Regions from separate parts of the Homo sapiens genome. Here regions 2 and 3 are each linked to region 1. Evidence: chromatin loops called from intact Hi-C (ENCODE). Cell type or tissue: dorsolateral prefrontal cortex. All regions are shown on one strand. Each heading gives the region's core, and the rest is flanking DNA. Links, peaks and the distances in the headings are about the cores only.

What was found. A loop is a pair of places that touch in the nucleus more often than their neighbours do. Peaks named below come from ENCODE experiments on the same cell type or tissue, not always from the same donor. Only the 100,000 strongest peaks of a DNase experiment are listed, where the experiment ranks them.
Region 2: it touches region 1 in a loop (8-fold over the local background); 2 of 110 quality-filtered maps call a loop at or near these places.
Region 3: a loop joins it to region 1, with 12 times the contacts of the local background. A loop is called at or near these places in 5 of 110 quality-filtered maps.

Annotation. Positions count from the first base shown.
Region 1 is chr2:21,173,675-21,178,577 of GRCh38, reverse strand. No RefSeq gene overlaps it. Among named protein-coding and RNA genes, the nearest start is that of TDRD15, 52 kb to the right of the region's middle. In dorsolateral prefrontal cortex, for the core only: CTCF peaks have their summits at 2,349 and 2,550 (motif pointing left); no DNase peak of the experiment used is centred there; H3K27ac peaks cover 925 bases.
Region 2 is chr2:21,887,470-21,892,372 of GRCh38, reverse strand. No RefSeq gene overlaps it. Among named protein-coding and RNA genes, the nearest start is that of LINC01822, 180 kb to the right of the region's middle. In dorsolateral prefrontal cortex, for the core only: a CTCF peak has its summit at 2,146; a DNase peak (open chromatin) is centred at 2,132; H3K27ac peaks cover 438 bases.
Region 3 is chr2:21,261,388-21,266,290 of GRCh38, reverse strand. LOC105374317 (a long non-coding RNA gene) reads right to left here. Exons shown (of 4, transcript XR_002959373.2): 2 at 1-2,593. Among named protein-coding and RNA genes, the nearest start is that of TDRD15, 140 kb to the right of the region's middle. RefSeq lists a silencer at 678-847. In dorsolateral prefrontal cortex, for the core only: CTCF peaks have their summits at 2,283 and 2,500; a DNase peak (open chromatin) is centred at 2,500; H3K27ac peaks cover 4,000 bases.

The sequences.
Region 1 (4,903 bases), core at 264-4,263:
CAATTTCTATACTGTTGTTTCGGTGCATTTGATGTAAGCAGTTTTGAGAGGGAGTATGTAGATTGAAACTGATTCTTCATGTTGATTAATACTACATGGTTACTGATTAACCTTATTGGTGTTCAATTTGTATGTAACTATTAAAAGAGAAAATGATTCTATTAAATTGTATTCATGATGTACTATAAAGGCAATGAATGAGTTACATTATAAGAGGTTAAAATAACAATACCCTCTTTGTTTTTCTATTTGCCCAAGAGGCTATTTTGGTTTTGAACATTAAAATGCAAACAATTTTTAAATCAGATTGGTTATCTAAAGTCTGTAGAAAACAATGACAGAAAATAAATGATACTATAGTTTTTTACAAAACCAAAACTGGAAGGTTACAGAAACAAAATTGAAAGGTTCATCAAAAAAATTTGCTAATTGCTCTCTCGGTAACAATAATTCTCAGTAAATAATTCTTTCACTGAAGACCTTGGGAAATAGGATCCCCGATCTCAAGGAACTCAAAACCTATGTAAGATCAAAATCAATAAAATTAAATACAACATAAGGTGAAAAGTGATTTAATACCGTAGTCCCCCTTATCTTCAGGGGATAGTTCCAAGACCTTCAGTGGATTCCATAAAACCATGGGTCATACCAAAACAGAAATATACAGTCATCCCTCAGTACATCTGGGGGATTGGCTCTAGCACCCCCATGAATACCAAAATCTGCAAATGCTCAAGTCCTGGATATAAAATGGTGTAGTATTTGCATATAGCCTATGCATATCCTCCCGTATACTTGAAATTGTCTCTAACTTACTTATAAGACCCGATACAATGTAAATGCTATGTAAATTTATATTTACATTGCCCAAGAGGCCATATTGTTTTATGTGTATCATTTTTTATTGTTGTCTTGTTATTTTTATTGAAATAAAAAATATTTCAATAAAATATTTTTGTTATTTTTGTTGTCACATTTTCTATCTGCAGTTGACTGAACCCATCGATTTGGGTTGTGGATGTGGGACCCTGTACTATGTTTTTTTTTCCTACACATACATACCGATGATAAAGTTTAACTTGTAAATTAGGCATGGTAAGAGATTAACAACAATAATTATAACAATATACTGTAATAAAAGTTACGTAAATGTGGTCTCTCTCACTCTCTCAGAATACCTTATTGTACTAGACTCCCCTGTTTTTGGACTGCAGCTGACTGCAGGTAACCGAAACAGTGGAAAGCAAAACTACACATAAGAAGGGATTACTGTAACAGTGCAAACAAAACCATGACAACACGAAAGAGGTGGCTCTATCACTTTTGCTAGAAGAGTTAAGGAAGGCTTCAAAAGTTACACCTGAGCTGAACATCAAGTCTAGAATCTAGGTAGGGTCAGGGTCAGGAGAATTCGCTATGCTAACGAGTTTGGATTCTACCCTGCACTCAATGCAGTCTCTGACAGATTTTAGTTGGAAAAAAAAATACAGCTGGGTCATTTTTGTTTTAGGTAAATTAGCTTCATAGGATTGCAGAGGGCCAAAATTGGACAGAAAAGAGAGCAGAGGCAGAGAGAGCAATTAAAAGGTTATTGCTGTTTGTGGGGTGAAAGAAAAACAGAGCAGAGATCATCAACCTCTTCGTAAGGTGACGATGAAACAAAAGGCAAATTTCTCTTCTAATGTTTAGGTCAAATAGCATGTAAGCTATGAACTATTTTTCTCCTCCTGGCATTGGCATAAAGAGATTTTTTTGTGTGGCCACTGCTGAAAGTAAGGTAAATAAAACTCAGTGAGTAAAAATTGAAAAATTATTTAATTCTCCCTTCTGGGGTGTTTCTTCTTTCAAGTATGAAGAAATCCTATTTGCTAAGAACTCCAGAGGAAATGTATTTATTGTTATATTTAGGTACCTCATGTGGTACATGTAGTCTCCACATTACATGGCACTGTGGAAAAATGATTCCAAAAATAAAAGAGATAGAGTGATAAAGTCAGCCAATGTCCCCATTCATTTGGGAATGAACAAGCAGATCCAACCTGCCTGGCCAGTTAGAAGATCCTTGCCACCAAAGACGTTCTGAAATCTACTTTATGACTCTTATTGTCTCTCTACTCTGCTGTGTCAGGAAGGCACGCTGTAGTTACACCTATTTTATCACAAGTTATTTTTCCCTTCTGAACTCTTTCCTGTCTGGCCCTTTTCCCCTCTAACACATTTCCCTTGGCTCTAACATTCCATCACTCAGCATTACCCGCACATTTTCACTTTCTTCAACAGCCTGTTCTCTTCTGACCTTACTTTACCAGAGAATCAGCTAAGAACCCTGATCTTCAAATACATTCGCCTCTGGTTGCTTTATATTCTATGATTCTTCTCTAGTACAACTTGCTAACCACTCCACACCTTCCTTGATATAGGTAATAATATCTCTAATGAGTAAAGTTGCTAGAAATATACAAATGAGGAGTAAAAAAAATGCATTTCAGTTTAAGCATGTATTCTTAAGGTTACTTCTCTCGGATAGTCAACCTATCACAAAAAGTCAGTACTGGGTCTCCATCTGGTGGCCAAAATTTCTACTTTTAAATTCTAAAAGATATCTTTATTTTTCACTCCATCTTCCTAAGAATGACTTATCAAAGATGAAATATATGATGAATTATCCTAAAAGGAATGCACAATCAAATTAATAATTCAGAAGGTTATAAGTTTAATAATGCACAAATTAAAGACATCCTTAGAAAATACAGTCCAGCAATCTTAAAAATGGAGCCCAATCTCATGCAGAACAACAAATAAGAAAGCAGATGTACTCTAAATTGAGCACAGAGAGAAATTCGGTCACACTCAAAAATTGCATTTTAAAAGGACATATTATATGTCAGCAATTTCCCTAAGTACAGGGATTACAGTGAAAAAGACAAGCAAATTTCTTCCTTTAAAAAACTTACATTCTTGTGGAGGAAGATAAAAATATATCTGCATTATAATGTGAGTTTGGCATTAAGGTTATGAAGTAAAATAGAGTAAGGAAACAGTTACGGAGATGAGAATATGTTACTTTGTGAAGAATGGTCAGGATTCACCTCTATAATAAGACAATGTTTAAACAATAGACTTAAGTGAGAGATGTATATATTCCTGAGAAAAAGTATGTTGGGGCAGCAATGGCGTGTACAAAGGACCTGAGGCAGAAACGTGGTTAAAGATCTGTACAGGAACAGTGTGGCTAGAGAATGTGAGTAATGGGAATAGTGGGAGATGAGGTCAGAAAGACAGTGAAGGGCCAGATGTGCAGGGATTTGCAGGCTGTACAGATTCTGTGAATTTTATTTAAATGTGGAGGAGAGCCCTTGGAAGTTTCGGACATGATCACATTTGGGTTTTCATTGGCTCCGACTATGTGAAGAACAGACTTGGTGTGTGCTGGGGGGTGGGCAAAGGGAGTAGCAGAGAGGCCGAAGAGCAGTCTGTTGCAGTAATCCAGGTGAGAAACTGATGGTGGAGTGGAGGGGGTAAAGGTTAAGAGGGCTGTGTTTTAAAGGGAACGCCAATAGGAATGCCTGTGGGATATGACAGAAAAACAGCAATGAACAATAATGCTAAAGTTTTTGTCATGACAACCAGGTGAACCAGAAGCCAATCACTAAGGTGGAGAACACTGGGGAAAGAGCAGGTATGGGGGAGGAAGACAAGAATTAAATTTAAAACATACATTTAAATTGCCTTTTAGGCATCCTCGTGAAAATGTCAAGGACACAATAGAATATACGGGTCTACACTTCAGGGGAGATGTAAGAAATGAAGCTATACACCTCAAACAATTGGTTGGCACATCGTATCGGTAAATGGAAAAATATGGATGTGTTCTTCAATATAATCCACGAGAAAGAGTAAAACACATCTTAAATTGAAGGCAGAATAATTCAGAACATGTGGGTAAACTTTTTAATTGAGTAATCAGAGCTCCTCCTACATGCTGACCATATATCCTAAGCACCATAATATACGAAGAAAATACACTGGCTAACATAGGGAGACCTTGTCTCTCCAAAAAGTAATCAGTTGGGTGTAGTGGTACATGCCTGTAGTCCTAGCTACTGAGAAGACTAAGGAGGGAGGATCCCTTGAGCGAAGAAGTTTGAGATTACAGTGAGCTTTGCCCGTGCCACTGCACTCCAGCCTGGATGACAGAGGAAGACCCTGTCAAGAAAAAAAAAAGGAAGAGAAAGAAAAGGTCCAGTCACTGCCCAGAAGCTTGTAGCCCTAGTAGAGTGATAAGATAAATGAACTTTTAAAAATTTAGCAAGAAACAAACATTTGCTCAGTATGTGAGAATAAGCAGGATGGTAGAAGAGAATAGGTGAAGATACCCAGGAGGTATGTAAAGAGATGAAGGCCGGAAGGATAAAGGTGGTGACATGATCAGACAGATGTGTTACAGAACAAAGCTTAATGTCATTTTTTCAAAAATAAAATAGATTTAATAATTTAATTTCATATTTAGGAAAACTATTCTAAATATTAAATCACATGATTAACATTTCAATTATGTAAAACAGTCAAGCAAAGAGATACTCCAGAAACGGAATTTTATACATCTTCAGACCAACATTTCTAGATTTGAACACATGTTGCCCTAGCTGGCTGCCATCGCTCTCATAATGTAAACTTTTAGGTACTGATAAAATAAGATTACCAGTTAATACATGATAAAGGTTAGGCTCCATATGATAAGAATATAAGCATACTGTATAATAATTTCTTTCTAGGCCATAAGATCAAGTCAAATTGATCTTATCTTGGGTAAAGTTTGCTGACAGAAGAATTATATAGATAATGTGGCTAATATGGCTCCTGCTGCATGATATATGTTTAAACCAACAAATATTTGCCGAGC
Region 2 (4,903 bases), core at 647-4,646, 710 kb before region 1:
TAATATAAAGATATGTGATTGCACAATGGCTCTCGCTATGTCAAGACAGAGAGCCCTCCGCCTGTTATCAGGCTTGCCCTGTACTTTTCTTTAGACTGGCCACCAGTTGGAGTGACACGTGGCATCATAAACAGAATTCCCTGGCACCGTGTGGGTTGCGGCAGGAACCAGCAGTCGGCCTCCTCTGATGGTACCCCATCTTGAAGAAAACAGGGCATATGCATCCCAGCTAGCTTGCTCCAATGTAACCACTAGCCCACAAGCTTCTAGGGAGTTGGGAGCTTATGGTTATCAGCACTACTCTTTCCTTTCACTCCTCAGCCCCAATGGTTGAGAAGTGATGAGGGTAGAGGACAAGCCTTGCCTGAAATGGTTTCTATCTGGCTAGATAGATTCTTTCCTGGTGCCTGTCTGCTCTTAGCAGGCTTAGGAAGCAGGGCACAATGTGGAAAGAAAGATCACAAGACTTGAAACTTGATTTTGGATGGAGTAATAAGAAAAATATGTGAATCATATCAATCAAAAAAAGTTTCTCTAAATAATTGTCATGACAACAGGCAGCAGCTGTGAGGTCTCAACTGACAGCGGCACAGTCCTGGACCCAACACCAAGTAACCACTGGTGGCCTCCAAAAGGTAGCTCAGCAAAACCAAAGATCAGTTCTGCCTGCCTTTCTGACATCTGTCACAGGTTAACTTGTTCTTGTAAAACCTTTTCCATGCCAGATCAGCCAGTTACCCGCAGTCACAGCTCCCAACAGTCAGCAAAAATAGAAAGCAAATGGAAGAATCATTAACATGGCAGAAACTATCTAATGCCAGTGGCTTCTTATGACAGTACCTTGATCCCAGCCAAGTGGACCACTGGCTGATATTAGCAGAACTAAACAGTGAAATGTGAGGATCAAATGGACAGAAGCTGAGGAGAGGGAAGTGAAAGTGAGCCCGGGAGGGACGGAGAGGGGATCCTCCCGCACAGCAAGTTCTCCAGGGAGAACAGGGCCTTGACCCTCGACCCACTGTTTGTCAAGTCAAAAAGTAAGAAAAGAAAAAAAAAAGAAAGAAGGAAAATAAGAAAAACTGCTATACTTAGTAACATGCAAGAATCATGCAATCAATTCAAACTCAACTAGTAAACCCACATCTTTCCGGAGAAAGAGACTTGGGCCATTTTCAAAGTCTTGCTTACGTGTGGCCACAGGAAGCAATATTATAAATATCCCCTTATGTACCTTTTTTTGAGCAGCTGGCCAGGCCCCGGGAGTATCAAGCATTAAACATTAATTTCTCCACCTTCTGGCTCTTTCCTACTCTGTGTCTTCTCCTTTCTTTCACTCTCAAGGCAGAAAGAAACTGGAGTCTGAGTTCCACTGTGAAAAGACAAGAGTTTCTGCAGCTTGCAGCTTATTCCATCCAGGCAAGCAGCATCGACTTCAGGTGCTTGGGGAAGCCATCTGTAGCTCTTGAGGCAATGAAACAGCGCTGAGAATGCGGTGCTTTCTGGACGCTCTGCTTCCAGCTGGAAAGACCACTGAGGAAGCCGCTCTTAAAGTACTTTCTGAAAAATTGCCTCCATCCATTCCATCTGGTGTTCTCCAGTGATGGAGAGCTGCCTGGATTGTCCCAGAAACTGAGGCAAGGGCTGCCAGGGTTCCCTCCAGAGAGGCACAGAAATGAGGAAGAAGTGGGGACTTGTGTTTTCCAGGTGAATCACAGAATGCTGGCCTCATACCTGTCATGCACAGGCGGCCTGAGCTTGGGGCAGGAGCTCAGTGTACCAGGGGAAGAGAAGCTGAAACACAGAGCTTCTGAAATACACAAACCATAGACTAAATTCTGCTTGATGAAATAAAACACACACATGCACACAGAAACTTTTAGCTAAAAACCTGGATGTATCAGGGCCGAGATGAAATAGAAATATCAAAGGTGTATGAAAAAGGAAGAAAGTATAATACTTTGGAGAATGTGAAAAACAAATGCGGAGAGCTGAGGAGAGAGAAAGGAAAGTGAGCCAGGGAGGGAGAGGTGCTCCTCCTGCACAGCAAGTTATCCGGGGAACAGGGCCTTCATCTCTCTGCCCACTGTTTATCAAGACACGTGGGGAATGAAGGCACAGTGTGCTCTTTGTGCGTTTTTTCATCATTTTTCCAGTGTGTGCCGATTGAACCAAAGCCGCTGTGTGGCACGCTGACAATGCCCTTTACCCTCCTTTTATCTGGCCTGTTCTCTAGACTTGTCATTATTTTTCAGGCCCCACATGTTGGATTCCTTTCATCTTTTCTCAGACATGATTACCTTCAGACCTGTTAAGTGAAAAGCTATGACATGGCACATAACATCTGAGCCATTTCAAATGGACCTCCTTGAAAGATTCATTTTAATACTAGAAAGGGACCTTCTTAATTAATCTTTGTTGTATATTATTATCACAAGATGAATAGGGAGGTACCTCATACCTCTAGGGATACCTACCTGTGAGGCCCCAGGGAAAAGAAGAAGAGGGAAAGGGGTTCAGTGAATGTGAAATTACCATATACTCTGGTTTATGCATTTTTAGAGAGTAAAATAATCTGTTTCTAGTCAATTATTTATACATAATCTAGTTTTAATAATTTGAGGTTTCTTACCAAAAAAAAAAAAAGACCTTATTCAGTAATAGGCACAGCTAATTAGACTAACATTGGTGGAGAAGGGGATATATATATATATATCTCCTTCATTCCGTTTCACTAAAGTATGAAATATTCTAGTATGGACAACATTGCCCTGACCGCAATAATTTTTTTTTCTGAAATATGCATCTCTAGTTTGACTCAAAATGTTCATATTCTAAAGAATCAGAGTGTTTCTTCTTTCTTGAAGTGGTTCTTCAAGGTAAGTCCTCTTCCTTCTCATAACTGAAGTGTAGGATTGGGTGATGCTCCAACTCGTCACTACAAGTCACTACAAGGCTTTTAGCAAAGCTCTGAAAACCTAATCGTGGAATGTGGAACCCCTCAGCGAAGATGCAGCAACAGCCATTCAAGCCAAAATGTAATAATGACTATCATTTGTTGATGTTTACTAAGGGCCAAGAATATGTAATCTCACCAACAATCTCTAAGAGACCAGTATCATTTTACTTGTTTTAGAGATGAGTAAATGAGTTAAGGAGAGGAGAAGCAATTTTATCATGGATCATGCATGTACAAATTGGCTGACAGTACACTTTGGTCACAGGCTCGTCACCAAATCTGTTCTTAGAACCCTTGCACTACCCAGATTTCAGGCTTTCAGGGATATTCTTGAGTTAGCCATAGATCTGTCCAGCAGTTATTATGCTAAACTTGGGTTGCTCCGTGAATCACTATTGAAAGTCATGGTCCATTCTATCACCTTCAGGATTTCACACAAGATAGAATCTATTTTGGAAAGAACTTTAAAGCAAGGTCAAGGGCATTATCAAATTTGAGACCATATTCTAAGAATGTCTACACCGATCATCAAGGAAAACAGGGTCCTACTCATGGAGTTCATTTATCAACTTGAGCCTATCTATAAGTAGATTGTAGTTTTCTTCTGAAGAAGCATGAACCCTGGAGTCAGAATGTCTGTGTCCAAACCCAGCTCTGCCACTTATCAACTGTGTCACCTTATCCAAGTTACTTAATAATAGCTCCATGCCTGAGTTTCCTTTTCTATGAAAAGACAGTGACAATAGTGCCCATCTTGGATATTTCTGGTGAGGATTGAATGTGTTCTTGTAGAAAGGTGTTTAGGAAGTATGCAACCCAGAGTAAGCACTTAATAAGCTGAAGTTATCACTGTTTTTAGTTGAAATTAATCCATTTGTCACCTTCTTTGGACATCACATTCATCACGTTCTTTTTCTTGTAAACATGTATTTTAGGGAAGGCTAGTGAGTCCAGTGATACTTGAGGTGACTTCAAAGAGGACCCTTTCCAGGGGTCATAAAATGCAAACCTTTACCACCCTACAAAGTAAAACTCCACCTTTGTTCTTCTCCTTCAAGCATTGCTGCGCCTTCTGGCTCATAACTCAGAGCATCTGAATGAGGGAAACTTTCTCTCTGGCTCAATCTCTCTTTTTTTTCACTCTCGCAAACAAACACACATAATTTCTTAAGAGATTTTTTTCCACATCACAGTCTTTTTTATGTATCCCAATTTTAAATTTAAAAGACTACCTATGCTGAGAATTGTTCAGTGATGTTGATTTATGAGACTTATGCAAAAAAGGACAGTCTTACCGATGCACATATCTATTTGGCAAGGCAGCAGTGATTTATAAAATGACAAGCTGGTGACACTCATATAAAGGCAGCTTTCACGTAGCAAGTGTAAAGGCAAAAAGAAAATCTGCTACCAGTTGAATGACAAATTCTTTTGCTATTTTAAGAAGAGTATAAATGCCACCCTAGCTTCCATTTCGTGTCCACCTAGTGGAGGGTGTGCCATCTTAGAAGGGGTGCACAAGGTGACCTTTTTTTCCTGTTCTGGATCTCTGAAGCTCAAAGTTGGTCTGTCTTTCTCTAGTCACTGTTTATTGGTGTGTCATCCATGAACTTTTCTAAGCTTCATTAAAGCTCGATACATTTTGTACATTTTTCCATCCAGATGACCTGCTGGAAAAATATGGCATATGATATCAAGCCTCTTTTACTTATCCTAGCAGAATGTATTTGACATTTGAATATGTGTTATAGGAAAACTAAACTGGAGAAATTAGACTATGCTTATTAGATTTTTAAGACTATTATCCAGTCCCTTAGGCTCAATCATTATTGGTTTGGTTTGATATTGAAACTCTTAATTTCTTCCCTCAATTCAGCTATCATTCCACAGTAGTCTTTCTTTCTTGAGACTTAGTGTAGCACGCCACAGACAAGAGTCCCACTAGGC
Region 3 (4,903 bases), core at 647-4,646, 87 kb before region 1:
TGCTTTCAGCAGCCTTGATAGCCCTCCCTGAGCTGGGTGCTAGGAAGAGCCAGGACACAGTTCCTGGTCTGGGGGAGTCCAGTCTAGCTGGGAGGCAGAACGGATGTCACAGGGCCATGATGGGGCAAAACTAGCCCAGTCAGACTACCTGGCACCCATTCTTCTCAGATCCAGGCCTCTTCAGAGTTACGAGATTTATTTGAACAAATGTCCTTGTCTCACTGAATCTCAGTTTCCTAATAAATGGAGAAAATATTGACCTGTCAGGTTCACTGTAAAACTGAATGAGTGTGAATGTCAAGCACTTCATGCAGGGCCTAGCACACAGTAGGCCTGCACCTTCATAACTCTCCTTCTTCCATAAAAGTGGAATGTAACTGTGGTCGTCTGCTCCCACTCAGGAGGAGGACTTTCAAACTGGCACATCCTCTGCCTCGCTCTGTGCCTGTGAGAGAGTAGATTAACCTCCAAATGCCTCAGGTTCCTCATCTGTGGACAGTAATTGCTGTCCCTGTGGCTACCCAGCTCCAGTTATCATTGAAAGCAAAGCACAAGGTACGTTTCAGTGTGTCTGGGAGCTGGCTGGGAGACAGTTTCCAGAGAGGTGCAGGGTGGGGTTCTATTATGACCACTGGGATTGAAAAGACAGCTCTATTTTCCACTCTGTCTTTCTATGAAATTGAACTCCAGCCCTGGAAATTAATATCCCCACTGCATTTGAGTGAGGTGAGGTGGCTCTATTTTTACAAGCACAGCAGCATCAAGCCCTAGTCTGGGATGCTGTGAGCTTTTGCTGGGCTCTGCATCAGGGAATCATAATTCAGGGCCAGCCTCAGCTATGCAAACCTCCACAGGCCTTTTATGACATGAGTGCTATTGAATATTCTATAAAATCTCCTTGGACAACTGGCCCACATTTCTTTATAATCTCCCCAGACTGTTTCTGAAGTCTCTCTATAGACATTTTTACTCTAAAAATCCATAGTGTTTCTTAATAAGAATCCAGGCCTCTCGTAAGGGATTGTGGAAAGGATAAGGCTGGATCGGTCTGCAGGAGAGGTTGAGGTGGAGCCACGGCAGTCACTCTGTTCCTGTTAAGCCCTTGGATGAGGCTTCAGAGCTGAGGAACCTGTCAGCAGGATGCAATCGCTTCCAGTGGATGGAGATGAAGGAAGGGATTTAGAAGTGGAGCCATATTCACCCCCACACTCCACTGGATTCCAAGCTCTCCTAACCTGGAGTAGGAGAAGGTCAGGGAATAGGACCAAACACCTGTGTGCCTTCTGAGACGCTCCCGGCTGTCTCTTTCTCTCTTTCTGTGGGCTGGAGCCCACTTGTGCCAAGCTTTCCCCCACTTTTCCACTCGCATGAAGCACAGTATCATGAGCATGGGATCTGGCTTACTGAGCATCCACCAGGGGCTATGATTTCCTCTGGATATAACCTTGACCAGTGAGAAATGGAACTGGAAAGTAATTGGACAGATAAATATCCTCTTTTCTTCCCAATGTGGATTACTTCAAAGCGTGTTTTTTCCTCACCAACCTTCCCACGCAGCCCAGTACGCCAAGCGGCTGTGCCTGTTGAGGAACTAATGTGTCACTGCAAGGTTCACATAAACCTCTGGCTAGCAGAGGGGCAGGTGGCATTGCATTGCTTCCATCTTTCCTTGATTCACTTGCCTCTTCCTGCCATCACCCTCACCACCTTGAGCTTGTACCTCCAAAGTAGGGTGTTATTGCTTTAATTCTTGCCACAAACACTACCTTTCAAAAGGACCTGGGCTACCGTACATGTGGCTTTGCCAAGAGCGAAGATCAACTAAGTCGGCAGAGGGCTCTATCAGAGGAAGATGGGTCCTTTGGTGATCCTGGGGGACAGAACTTCTCTATGACTAATCTCCATGCCACACCACCCCCTTTTGCCTGGCACAGGCTTAGCATATGGTAGAGATTCCATAAGAAGCTGAAATATGTTGCATTAAACTGAGCATGTTAGAACCAGAAATAAACCTGAGCCCTTTCCCCAAAAAGGTTTTCTAATCAGGAGAATGAGCTATGAGCTTCTGCTAGCACTGCCCCTTGGAGTAACTGCATTTTCAAGAACCCTGTAAAGGATCATGCACCGTATACTCACCCTTCAATCTTTTACAACTTTTGAAACTCTTTCACAGGTTATAGTTTATCAGATTCTCATAGAAAGTCTCCAAAACAAAGTAGATAGCATTTTACTTAAATTGACATTTAACACCCAGGGAAACCAAGACTTGCAGAGGTGACATGATTTTCCCAAGCTCATACAAAGTCCAGGCCCTTTACTGTGGTGCTATCATACTAAAACAGGTAGAGGTCCCAGGCACCAGTTCACGTGCTCTTACATACTAATTGCACAGACAAGAGAGACCATTCATACTGCCTGGCATATGCCTTTTGTCCAAAGACCATAGTTGTATTCATGTCCTCAAATGAACAAAGGGAACACGGTGATCCCTCTGGAACACGGTGAGCACAAGCCTCTCTTTGTTCTTCTCTGCATTGCTAAGTTCATCTCAGTCCTCAAAGAGCAGCCAGGCTTCCCAGCATGGTCTCTGGTCCTGGTCTTCCAAGGAGCAGCATTGGCAGGGGAGATAGATCACAGGAAAAGAAACACATTAGAAATTCCATTCCCCAAACCGGGCACTTTGGACTCCAGCAAGCACTGGGTGATGCCACTGTTTCTGTCCCACTGACCTTCTGTTGCAAGTGTGGGGTACACATGCAGAAGGAGGCATTGGTCTCCCTCAAACCCCATGCTAACCCCTCCCCTTCTTCTCCAAGGTCCGACAGCACTCACAGTTTCAGCACACAGCTTAGTGTTGATCATATAACTCCTAAAATTGTTTTTCCTAGTTCTTATTCCACAAGCATTAACCTCTTACTAGTTGCCAGATATTAAGGATATAATAAATAAGGCATCATGCTTGCCTTCAAAGAGATCACAGTCTAGAGGGAAGACAGGCACCTAAGTAGACAATTATAAGACCATGGGAGGACAATAAAGGCAAGAACATCTACTCAGAAGAGAGTAAGTAACTCTCCCTGGAGTTGGGAGAGACTTCACAGAGGAGGTGGCGTCTGAGTTGGAACCAGTGGATGAACAGGAGTTTGCCGCAGTTGACAAGAGTGTCAGAGGACAGAGCTTGTACCAGTGCACATTAGGAAGAACCAGAACCATGGAGGCAGCCAGAAACTCAGACACTAGAACAAGGTGTGAGGGGAACAGTAGGGGACAGGCTGAGGCCAACTCATGAAGGGTGTTAAATGCCAAATTGAGGAGAAAGTCTTTCCATGTCCTCAGAAACAGGGCTGGTGTCCTTTACAGTTCTATCCCTCCCAGACCTAGCCCAAGGCTGATAACCTAGGAGTGGTCCTCTCCCCACCACACACACTTGGAGCTGGACCACTTGAACCCCTCAAAGAAGAACTAAGTGCCTCGGAAGACTCTGGATGGAAAATCCAGCTTCATCTCCAAGGCTCCTTCCTGGTAGGAAATGTCCCTGTGAAAATGAGACCTGGAGGCAGGATGGAAAAGCTCCCCCTCTTGTCCTGCTGCTGCGGCTTCCCAGGATCATATAAGCCCAAGTTGCCTGTCATCAGCCACCAAAGCCATTTTTTATTCCAAATAAAGAAAAGGACCAGCTGTCTGTCTGCCTTAACTTCCTGCCTGACCCAGGAGAAAGGAAAGAAAAAGACAGACAGACAATTAAAGACAGAGCTTTATGAGCAAATACAGAGAGATACAAAATGGAATTGGGCCATGAGACATGGAAACAAACAGCAAGAAATAGAGTGAGACAAAAAGACACAGGGCCAGCCCAGAGAAAGAAGCAAAATACTTTTTAAAAAGAAAGCTGAAGAGTTCAAATAAAACTGGGGGAGTTATAACCATTTAAAGTGATTAATAAATTCGGGACTGAAAGAAACAAGATGAGAAGATTATCCTCTTCCAACAGTTTGGCCACCAAACAGAAAAAGAAAAGAAACAAGGAAATTCCCTGAGTAATGCCATGCTGGCCAATGCTGGAGACTCTCTCCATCCAGCATTTTCCTGAGGCCAGAAGCAATGTTGGGCTCTGGAGCCAACTGTTTGCCAAATGCTAAGTCCTGAAATATCACCTCCACCTCCTGCATTCAAAAGTTCCTCCCCCAGGAAGGCAACTAGGGCTGGATTCTCCTTTTACTGGGGATACAGAGGAAAAGCACTAGTGTTTTACAGCGGCTCTAGTTACCTTGGAAGTACTCAGAAGAAGGTGCACACTTGCATTTTTTTTTTTTTTACTGTCTTTCAGAAATCTCAGTCCGGCTCACTAGCATGACTGGTTCCAACTTCTTCAGCACAAGCTCTTCTCAATTTTCCTTCTTCAGAAGCCGGTGCTCTTTACTGGCCTCCTGTCGGGGGCTCCTGCCTGCACATTCTCTGCCTGAGCCTGCTTGCTGCACGGCTCAGTGCCAAGCTCTCTGTCATCTCCCTGTCTGCATCAGGGGCCCTCTCATTTCAGTGGCTCCTGGGATGCTCCAGTGGCAAAACCCCAGGAGATACTCAGCTCCCGCTGTTCTTCCCGGAAGGAACTTTAACAGATACAATGATCAGAAAAAAGCAAAACAGACACAGGAAGGCAGAAAAGGCAGATGAAACTTCTATAACTTATATCACCAAACATGTTGCCTCCTCTATGTGGTAGACACATTTACATGCATTGTCTTTTGTTGATTCAGTGCAATTCTAAAATAATCTGCTCCACTTGGAGCACAGACGCAAACCCAGAGACGTTAAAAGGGCCTTTTAGATTCAGCCTTTGACAGCTGAATCTAAAAACAGCTGTCAAAGAGCCCATAGGTTGTACTCTAAAGAAGAAGTAGCCAGC